2 separate regions of the Homo sapiens genome follow, and region 1 is linked to region 2. The links are chromatin contacts, found by Hi-C in ENCODE. All regions are on one chromosome and are shown on one strand. Each heading gives the region's core, a stretch centred on a gene start or an enhancer-like site at or near the end of the contact. The rest is flanking DNA. Distances are from core to core; before and after follow the strand shown.

Evidence for each region. A loop is a pair of places that touch in the nucleus more often than their neighbours do. Pooled maps may share reads with other maps.
Region 1: a loop to region 2 is called in a pooled map, with 4 times the contacts of the local background. The contact joins the enhancer-like site here to the promoter of MFSD6 in region 2. A Hi-C loop is called at or near these places in 4 of 50 pooled maps.

Annotation. Positions count from the first base shown.
Region 1 is chr2:190,842,398-190,847,620 of GRCh38, forward strand. No RefSeq gene overlaps it. Among named protein-coding and RNA genes, the nearest start is that of GLS, 36 kb to the right of the region's middle. RefSeq lists an enhancer at 928-2,127. Within about 2 kb of position 1,639, at least 4 of the 41 ENCODE cell types and tissues checked have a DNase peak (open chromatin) inside an H3K27ac peak, as active enhancers do.
Region 2 is chr2:190,405,971-190,411,600 of GRCh38, forward strand. MFSD6 (major facilitator superfamily domain containing 6) reads left to right here and starts at 2,385. Exons shown (of 8, transcript NM_017694.4): 1 at 2,385-2,533. RefSeq lists an enhancer at 1,656-1,705 and a silencer at 1,966-3,005.

The DNA.
Region 1 (5,223 bases), core at 389-2,888, 440 kb after region 2:
CTGAGAGTCACAGAGCTCCTCTGATAGGCAACTTTGACTCTAAGATTTCCCAATATTTGCCAAACTTTCTTAGAGCTAAACTGAAGTCTAGGGTGATTCTCCCAATTCTCTTCCTTTTTTTCACTCATCCAACCAGGTCAGGCCTGGGTTGTGCAGTCTGACGGTTCTCCTGGCCTTCATTTTCTACCCCCTACCTACCTTATTTTTCTCTCACAGACATTGCCCCTAACAAACCTCTTTTTCCTCTATCCTATCTTGAAGCCTGACTCTTGGAGGACCCAAGTCAACACCAATGGTACTGATGTTGAGAAATGGGCTGAGAAAACAGGTGACAAAGTAGGAATTTGGGACTGGCTCACTCACCACCTGGCAGGTGAAGGGTTGTCATCCTGGTTGGCAGGCAGGGCACAGATAGTATTTGGCACAAGGTGGTAGTGGCTCAGTGGCTCAAGACTTCACTCATGATGACCTGGAAAAATATCCTGGTGAAGTAAAATGCTGTAGCAAATATGATGATGCAGGCATTTAAAATGCATGGGGAGGGTGGATGGTGCCTACAAATAAACATTTTTAGGATTATTAGTCAGAAGCAGAGATAATACTGATATCTAGAGATTCAAAGCATGGTTATGGTCCCCTCCACCTCCACTAGTGTGGTGGTCTACAGGGCCAGGTAATAAACGAGTTGGCTAAAATTTCACCCACTGGATTCAGGAATCGACTCAGTGGTCATTTCCCAAGTTCCTGAGAATATCATTGGAATTGGCTTAGCATTTGGAATAACTCCCACATTCGGTCCTTGGGCTATCATAGGGGAAGAGGTTAAGTGGAAACCTCTGAAACTGTCCCCAAACCCTAGCCAAGATAATAAATTAAAAAAACAGTATCGCCAGGCACAGTGTCCCATGCCTGTAATCCCAGCAGTTTGGGAGGCCGAGGCAGGCGGATCACCTGAGGTCGGGAGTTCAAGACCAGCCTGACCAACATGGAGAAACCTCTTCTCTACTAAAAATACAAAAATTAGCCAGGCGTGGTGGCACGTGCCTGTAATCCCAGGTACTCAGGAGGCTGAGGCAGGAGAACTGCTTGAACCCGGGAGGCAGAGGTTGCAGTGAGCTGAGATGGCGCCACTGCACACCAGCCTGGGTGACAGAACGAGACTCTGTCTCAAAACAAACAAACAAGCAAGCAAACAAACAAACAAATACTATCATATCCCATGAGATGGTAGAAATGATTGCTACAATTAAAAACTTAAATGATGCAGGAGTAGTAATCACTCCATTTCTGTTTAACTCACCAATGTGGTCCGTGCAGAAACCAGCTGGGTCCTGGAGAATAACTGTGTACTATTACAGACTTAATCAAGTAGTAAACCTGATGATTATAGTTACTGTGCCAGATGTGATACTGTGCTAAGCAGATTAATAAAACTTCAGGTACCTAGTTTTTAGCCATTGATTTGGACAACATATTCTTTTCCATTCCAATTAGGAAAGAAGATCAGAAAAGGTTTGAATTCAGATGAAATAGACAATAATATTGATCTCCGATTTTGTCTTGGGGCTATGGTAACACTCTTACCCTTTGCCATAATTTTGTCTGAAAAGGTCTGAATCACCTATGAGTCCCTCAGAACACCACCCTGATTCATCACATCAATAAAATCATGATGACTGGACAAAAGAGGAAGAGGTGGCCAGTATGCTAGAAGCCTTGGTTAGATACATGCTCCAAAGGGTGGAAGATGAACTCTACAAAGACTCAGGACCTGCTAGTACAGTGAAATATTTAGGAGTCCACTGGCCATTACCTCCAAAGTAAAAGACAAATTGCTGAATCTGTGAACAAACATGGGAGGGGGCATGAAGTGTGAAGATTTTTTGTATTGTCCCTTAATGTTCAGCAAATAGCAACTACCATGAAAAAAGTACTCAACAGATAAGTAGACAAAATGACTCACCCAGTTGATTTTAGTCATCCCAGAACTGACACAGTGGGTACGTGAATGAAGTAGCCCCAGTGGCAGGCATGGAGGCTATATATATATGGGCCCAACAGCATGGTCTACCACATACTGAGACAGACATAGCTACTGCTGTCTCTGAGTGGCCAGCTTGTCAGAACCAAAATCAGTGCTAAGCCCCCAATAACATACTTCTGACCTGTTTTCTCCTTGCCTTCTGTGAAGTATCTGTCACACCCTTTATGAGATGGGAGTGGAACAGAGGTGAGCTCATGGAAAGGTACCTACTCTTGTGACTCCTCTACCGGCTGTCTCAAGTTACCAGACAAATGGATGATTCAACATGCTGGTGGGAAAAGAAAAATACCAATTTTTCCATTCAAGGTTAGTTACTTCAAGAAAAAGAAATGACATAAAATGTGGAGATTGTCCATGAGAAAAGTGAAAAAATTAAAATAATAGACCATTAAAAGAATCCTAACCCGCAGGGGGAAAAAAAAACTAATAAAAAGATCAGATCAGTTTCTTCCAAAAAAAAAAGGCTAAATGAGACTGGTAATATAAAGAACAATGCTATACAAGGAAAGGCAATTTTCAAAAAGTAAGAAGGTATCACAGAAGCACATGTGTTAAATGTATCAACTAAAATTTAGACATGTCAAAAAAAAACTCAAGAAGTATACTTGAGTATCTTGAGGGACTCAAAAATGAATACTAGAAGACTCTAAAATCACTAAATGGTAGAGTCCAGTTGAAATATAATAAGCCCAAATTTAATGTCTTGCTTTAGGAGGATCAGGGGATTCCCAAGCCACATTTTGCTTCTGCAAAAACAAATTAGAGGAATTAGATCAAATTGTGATCATGCTTAGGTCATCTACAACGAATTAGCTAACCATTTATAGAACGACTCCTTAGAAACAGATATTTTTCCAATATTTCGCCACTTTTATTAATATTAAAGTTCTTACCAAAGGCCATAGCTACTCCTTATGGTGCCTTTGTAAGAAATAGAAAAAGATGTTCCCTTGGGAATTTCAGCTTCCACTCTCCCTTGTGAAGGGGCAACCTTATTCCACTCACATACCCACTCAGCAAATAAAACTACCACCTACCCCACATAGAAAACTGAGACCAAGAGTGGCAAACTCCTTCAGCTTCTGTCTTCCCCTTTGATTTACCTCTATCTTTGCGTGTTTTCTGCTGTGTGATTCTTTCCACACATACCCCATCCTCCTCTCCTTTTCTATCCTCCAGGTTCCAGCCATACCCCATTTACACGCTCACCCCTTTAGTCCTGCACTTTCTATGTTTTGTCTTCCTCAGCCTTCAAGGAGACATAAGTCTCCTTACTTTAAAAACACAAAAGTTTTCCCTCCACAAACTTGTTGAAAAAGCACTGCTCCTCTTTATCCTCCCTTGCTCACCTGTCATTTACTCCTCCACGCTCTGCACTATTGTATTACATCTCACCCCTCGATTCAAAGACACAAAAAGGTCACTTTGACTCACTAAATCACAATAATTTCTGTTTCTATCCTTGACATCTCTGCATCATTTGACTCTATTGACCTTCTTTCTTTAAACTTCCCCTGGCTTTTTGGAGAGTTCTACCTCTCTGACTTCTCTTTCTCAGCTTATTATTCTGTCTTTTATTGATTTTTTAAAAGGGCAGGGGAGCGGCGCAGTCTCATCTCTTTCTAAGGTTTAATGATGGCATCTACTGTGGAATAAAAGATCATTGAAAACTTGTACACACTTAATGTTGGTAGAAAATATATTTTATTTTATCGGGGGAAATCCTGTCTAAATAACATTTTAGACTTCTTAGAGAACAAAAAAAACTAAATGTCTTGCTAAGCATAGCAATAGATATAATGTTTTTGGAAGTGTTTGATAGGATTCTGTACTAAAAACAATTTAATAAAACAGAAATCACCACGAAAAATACTTAATGGATAAAAACTGCCCTAAAAACACTAACCATAAGGTCATAGGCTAAATGGTGCTTGCATGTGTAGTCAGTGAACTGAACAAGCACTAACATGTGCAATGTAATCAGAAAAACAACTTTCTTTTTTCTCTTCCCTCACTAACTTAAATTTATTCAGTGGGTCTTGCTTTCCCCTTCCTCTCTGTAGAAACTTGACTTTTCTTCTTACCCTTATATACTAAGAGTTCACTTTGTTGGTTCACTTTAAGATTCTCCCTTGACTTGAGATAAAAGTGGAGGTGATACTCCCTTCACAGTGAGTTCGAGATTCTGTGAAGTGGGTGTCCCCTTTTAAAAAATATATCACTTCTACAAATGCCTAGTAAAAACACCCTTTCATGCCATTGATGTGAGTAAGGACTCTAAGAGTACTGTAACTTTTACTAGTATCACTCTAAAATTCATAAATTCACAATTTTCTTGGGTACCCGTTACGTTTCACATTAGGACATCAGCCAAAACTTCCACTTGAACATTCCATTACGCTTGAATGAAGAGGTTTAAACAGCGAGGCATATCAGAGATTGGCTCTAAAGCATCCTTATGAAACAGGTTGGTAAATGATTCACAGGTGAACATATGCGTGAAATCTCCAAAGTGGCATATGACACGAAACTTCCAGTTAGTAAAATGCCAAGTCAATAGAATAAACTGCAGGAAGATTTCACCAGGCTGGGTGAGTGGGCAGAAGAGTGGCAGATGAGTGTTCAAGGACAAGAGAGCAGATGCTTTCAGGACAAATAATCCAAACGTAATTCTCAGGGAAGTGGTCTCCTGGGTATCAGTCATGATCCTCTGGAAAGATGGGCTTCAGAAAGGTACAAACTTGCATACAAAACAAGGCTCCTATTTACAGTTCATATGTTACTGGAATTTTTTAAATTAATGCATGTTTGAACTAAAGTTCTTTATCTTCATTAAAGTCATTCTGTTTTTCAGTGAAGGACAGGGTACATGAATTTCAAAACCAAATTTCAGGACCATGTTTTATAGCAGGAATTTACCTTCAGCCAACATTTTCATGTCTATTTGTAAATAAAGTAAGTTTTTCAAACATAAATTTATTATTCTTCGTACAGAACTACTTAGAAGGTCTTTAGTATGAATATGCAAATATATTTTCCTTTTTGTTTCTATTAAGATGTGTGTATATCTTTATCTACGTATTTTCTCTCAATCGGGTGTGTGTGTGTACAGTTGATAATACAAATATGGAATTATTTGAGGTGTAATTAAAAGTCCTCAAAGGACTTTCTCAAGATTT
Region 2 (5,630 bases), core at 1,135-3,634:
GGTCCATGAGCCAAAGTATGTGAGCAGCCCCTAGAAGTGGAAAAGGTAAAAGAAATGGGTTATTCTCTACAGCCTACAGAAAGAATACAGCCTTGTAGTCACCTTGGTTTTAGTTCACTAAAACCCATTTTGGACTCTTGACCTCCAGAATCGTAAGATAATAAATGTGTGTTTTAATCCACAAAGTTTACGATAACTTGTTACAGCAGCAATAGGTAACTAATACACTGGGCATGGGTATAAGGGTGAAAGGAGCATTGAGAAGAAGGGCCTTGTACAACTGGGTGGATGGCTGTTTGGGACCCCAGAGTCTGGGAACCCAGAAGCAAGAGTGAATGAGGGGCCGGGTGCAGTGGCTCACACCTGTAATCCCAGTACTTTGGGAGGCTGAAGTGGGGGGATCATTTGAGGTCAGGAGTTTGAGACCAGCTTGGCCAACACGGTGAGACCCCATCTCTACTAAAAATACAAAAATTAGCCAGACATGGTGGCACATGCCTGTAATCCCAGCTATTCAGGAGGCTGAGGTAGGAGAATCACTTGAACCCGGGAGGCAGAGGTTGCAGTGAGCTGAGATCACGCCACTGCAATCCGGCCTGGGCGACAGAGTGAGACTCCATCTTAAAAAAAAAAAACGAGTAGGGGAAGAACAGAAGGTAAAGAAACATTGACGTGGCACTTAGTGAGGTTGGGGTGCCTGTGACACATCCCACTGGACAACTGGCCATAAGGATCTGGCCCTCAGGAGAAAAGCTGACCCCGAGAGAGGGCTTTTGGAGCACCCTCAAATATTCTGTGATTGAAGCCAAGGAGTGAGAGAATTCGCAGAAACAAACAGAATCAGAAGAAAGGAAAGCCTAGAACAAAACCCAAGGAAAACTAAAACTCAAGTGGAGCAAAGGGGAGTGGCCAGAGAGGAAGAGGAAAACCCAAGACTTGTGGGTCACAGAAGGCAGAGGAGGGGAGAGTTTCAAGGAGGAAAATCCAACACTTACGGAGCACCAAAAGAAGAGAAGGGAAGAGTTTCAAGGAGGGGACCAGTGTCTCGTGTTCCTGACAGGAGAAAGAAATGCCTGGAGAAAGAAATGATTGAATATCTACGTCAATATTGAAAGTGGATTTAGCATGAGGCTACTATAGTTTAAGCTTCAGAGACCCTTCATAAGCTCAGGAAGGGGCCCTAGAAACTTCGTATTTGTAATTGTTTTATTCTTCCTAAAGAGGGACTCAAAATTCAGAAACTTCAGGGCCTATCAAATTCTTACCAGTATGATTTCACGGTTAAGAGCTTAAAGCCTGGAGACAAAAGAAGCCTGCTTTCCCTTTCGCTGTTTAGTAACTTTGGATGGGTCACATTAACTTTCAGCCTCGGCTTTCCTCAGTTGTAAAATGGGAATAACGTTTCCTACACCTATAGGGTTATAAGGCTCAAAGAGTACCTACACAGTGCCCCGTACATAATCGATGTTTATAAGCGTTAGCTACCATTGTCACTCTTGTCGTTGTTGCCGTTAGCTACCATTGTCACTCTTGTCGTTGTTGCCAGAACAAGACAATAAACTCCTTAAGAACAGGATGTGGCATCCCCCAAAGCCCATCACAGGCACACAGACATACTTGCCAAGTGAATACTCCACTCTCCCCCAACTCTCTGCGTGTTTAACTAGAAATACAACTTTAATTATATTCTTAGTGCGACACACACGGTTGGCTTTTCAGCAAGATGCCAGTAGCAGCTTCCTGAAAAAGGGTGCCTTCGTCTCAGTGTTCCCCCTTCTTGGTGAGCCCCGAAACTCACAGATCGTTTGTCTCCCGCACCCCGCCGGCTCCTCCCTCCCGGGTCAACCTGGGACAGACGCGGAGATAACGCACTGACAGCATTAGCATTGTGTGTGCCACTTAAAAGGCGCTCAAGGAATAAGGGATGTTAGTACATTTTCCCCCACATTTCCTGGCCCGCACTCATTGCCTGGGGGCTCAGCGGAAGTCGCTTGGGGGTGCGGGGGGGTGGAGGGTGCGGTAGGGATGGAGCCTCGCCCAGTGCTTTCGCCTCCTCAGCGTGCTCCCCGGGCCCGGCTGGGTTCAGGTGTCCCTCCGGGCCGCCGGGGCGGGCTGGAGGCCGGGAGCGGGCAGTCGACGCATCCGCCGCCGCCGCAGGAGGCGGAGCGCTGCACCTGGCGGCCGGTCCTCAGCGCCCGGCCCTGAAACGGGTCCAGCCGGTAGTGACCGGCGGCGGCGACTGTGAGGCCGGGGCCGGGGAGGAGGAGGAGCCGCAGCGGGAGAGAAGGTCGCGCCGGCGGGAGCGCTGGGCCCTCCGCCTCCGTCCTCCGTGGCCCCACCCGGTCCGCATCCCTCGCCTCGCCTCGCCGCGCCCCGCCCAGCCCGTCGCAGCCCCGGAGGAGCGCGCGAGCAGCCCGGGATGGTGCGCGCTGCCCCGACAGCCGCCGCCCCGGCGCCCCGAGCCGCCGCCCCGTGCTCCGGGGACAGGGCTCCCCGCGCCCCGCGCAGCTGAGCGCTGCCGCCGCCGCAGCAGGTGAGTCGGGCCCGGCTTGCGGAGAAGGGGCTCGCAGACCCGCCCTGGCCTCCCCCGCCCCGCACGGGCCCAGCCGGAGGGCGGGTAGGCACCTCAGCCGCGCACACCTGCTGCCGGGAAAGGGGCTTCGGGGCCGGGGCTCGGAGCCCAGCGTGCGCCGCTGTCTCCGCTCGGGCCTCGCTCGCCCGCCGCTCCCTCCCTCCCTCCCTCCCCCGGCTTCCGTGTCGGGTGTCATCTTTGTGGGGTGCTGGGGGAGGCTGCCGCCTGCGCCCCCAGCGCGCCCCGTGCTGGCAGCACTTCCGCAAACGTAACTGGAGTCGGGAAAACAAAGGCGCTGCCCAGGGAGCCCTCGCCGGGCGCCCACAGCTGCTGCCGCGGGTGGGGACGGAGGGTGAGCGCCGATGCCCGGGTCCTCCTCCGCCCGGGCCGACCCGCGCCCTCGCCATAAACATCCCTGGGAAAAAGGAGGAGGTGAGAACCTCCACACAGCCCCAGTGACAAGGACGCGGCCACTTGTGTGGCAGGAGGAGGAAATTGACAACGTCTGCCCTCCCAGGTTAATAAATACGGAAAAAAAAATACCTCTGCTCTGCCAGCCACCATCCTAGCAGACATCCCCCACCTCGTGCTTTACTTCCACTTGGTCTAACATGTCTCTGGAGCCCTTTTGAGATACTACTGGGGGTTGCTAGTCTTTCTGGGTCATATTTATTGCCCATAGAGCAATTTTCCTGCAAATTTAGGTAAGATGGTGGAAAAATACAAACGCAACTTTCCCCCTCGTTAATCCCATCCCCACATGGACAGACAGGTGGGTTAATTACCTTTATGCATTCGCAACCACGGACGTTTCTTTTCATCCCAAAAAGATTGAATAAGCACCTCACAGAACTACTGGAACATATAATACCTTGCTTATTAGTGTGCAAAAGACTTAAAGAGTTGGGGTTCTAATCCCAACTGGTATTTAAATAGATGTGTGTGCTTGGGCATGTCACATCTTCCTGAGCCCCAGTTTTCTCACATGGAAAAGAGGATGGTTGGATATTATAGTGGCCAAAATTTCCCCTAATCCTTCTAGAAGTCCATGATTTTCTAGAAATCTAACCTCTTAAGTATAGATGAATGTGAAGGGTGGGTGGACATACAGTTGACTAAAATATGTAATAAAAGGAGATGTGTACTTGGTAGGTCCTTTCCCCAAGATGTGGGCACTAGCCAGCTAAAAGTGTATGCATCTGTTTTAGCCTTGTTAAGTAAAAGGATAGGATCCTCCTCTTTGGGAAGCTTGGCTTTTGACACGTCAAGCTGCTAGCAGAGGTGCAGGATATGGTCAGCTGTTTAGTGATAGTCAGATGGCTTGTATTTATCACGAGGTGTAAGTAAAATTTAGGATTGCTTAGGGGAAGGATGGGACATTGTTAATGAGCCCAGTGCAGGATGCTCTGGGGAAACAGGAGGAGAGAACATCACTTCAATAATGCATTAAAGCTACTAAGTAGTTGTGTGTCCTTCATGTTTACAGCAGTTTATTTCTAAGGCACTTTCCATCTCTATACAAATAAATATAAAAGCGTGAAGGCAAATAAAACACAAAGACAAAAAGCAGAGTTCACAGGTATTTGGTGGTGTGAGTATTGGATCACCAATTCCATCATATATAGTGTCTGGACTATTAACAGTATTAAGGCATTTTTTTGGGTACTTATTATGTTCAAGACACCATTGTAAACATTTAGTATCTCAATCTCTGTAAGATAAATCTTTCCCCTAGTTCTGTGCATGACAAAAAGGAAGCTCAGAAGGGTTAAGCAACTTACACAAACCACATAATCAGTAAGAGGTAGAGTTAAATTTGACCTCATGTTTCTGGCTCCAAAGCCCAGGAAATTTCCACATGGTGTCCCTCCCTAATCAGAACCTATTAAGTCTCTCCACCTACGCAGATGTCTTCCTTAGCTTCGTGCCTTTGAAAATTAACTTGATTTCAATGTACATGTATTACTTATGTTAACATTTAGCCATGTAGGATAATTTATATATTTATTACGTATGTATATTAATGTGTGTATGTTTACCCTTTTGTCCTCACCAGTTGTAGATTGAAGGCAGTATGAAGCTGACAGGTTTCTTTGTTTTACTTCCTTTGACAGCAAATCTTAATTTGGCAATCTCATTATAGGGAAAGGAAGAAATGCAAAAAATGTGTGTCTGCTAGCTATTTTGCACATTGGCTGAAAAATCAAGATGCTGTATATTAAATGAAAAAAATGGCTGGGCAAGGTGGCTCATGCCTGTAATCCCAGCACTTTGGGAGGCCGAGGCAGGTGGATCACGAAGTCAGGAGTTCAAGACCAGCCTGGCCAAGATGGTGAAATCCCACCTGTAATAAAAATACAAAAATTAGCTGAGCGTGGTGGCGGGCGCCTGGAATCCCAGCTACTCAGGGGGCTGAGGTAGAGAATTGCTTGAATCCGGGAGGTGGAGGTTGCAGTGAGCCGAGATCGCGCCACTGCACTCCAGCCTGGGCAACAGAGCGAGACTCTATCTCAAAAAAAAGAAAAAAAAAAACTAGCTTCAGAAGAAATTTATATACATTTGTTTAAACCTGCATACAGGCACACATACGCCTTTTTGTCCCCAAACTGTTGACAGTAGTTTTTTTTTTTTTTTTTCAGACAGAGTCTCGCTCTGTCACCAGGCTGGAGTGCAGTGGCTCGATCTCGGCCTACTGCAACCTCTGCCTCCTGGGTTCAAACTATTCTCCTGCCTCAGCCTCCCGAGTAGCTGGGATTACAGGCACATGCCACCAGGCTCAGCTAATTTTTATTTTTTTAGTAGAGACGGGGTTTCATCATGTTGGCCAGGATGGTCTCCATCTCCTGACCTCATGATTCCCCTGCCTAGGCCTCCCAAAGTGCTGGGATTACAGGCATGAGCCACTGCGCCCAGCCGACAGTGGCTATCTTCAGGAAGTGAGACAAGATGGAGAAAAGAGGATGTTTTTGCTTTTTACCTTATAAAGTTATGTTTGGGCTTAAAATTTTGTTTTTGGAACAAGCATGTGTTCTCTTATTATATAAACTAAAAAGGAAAA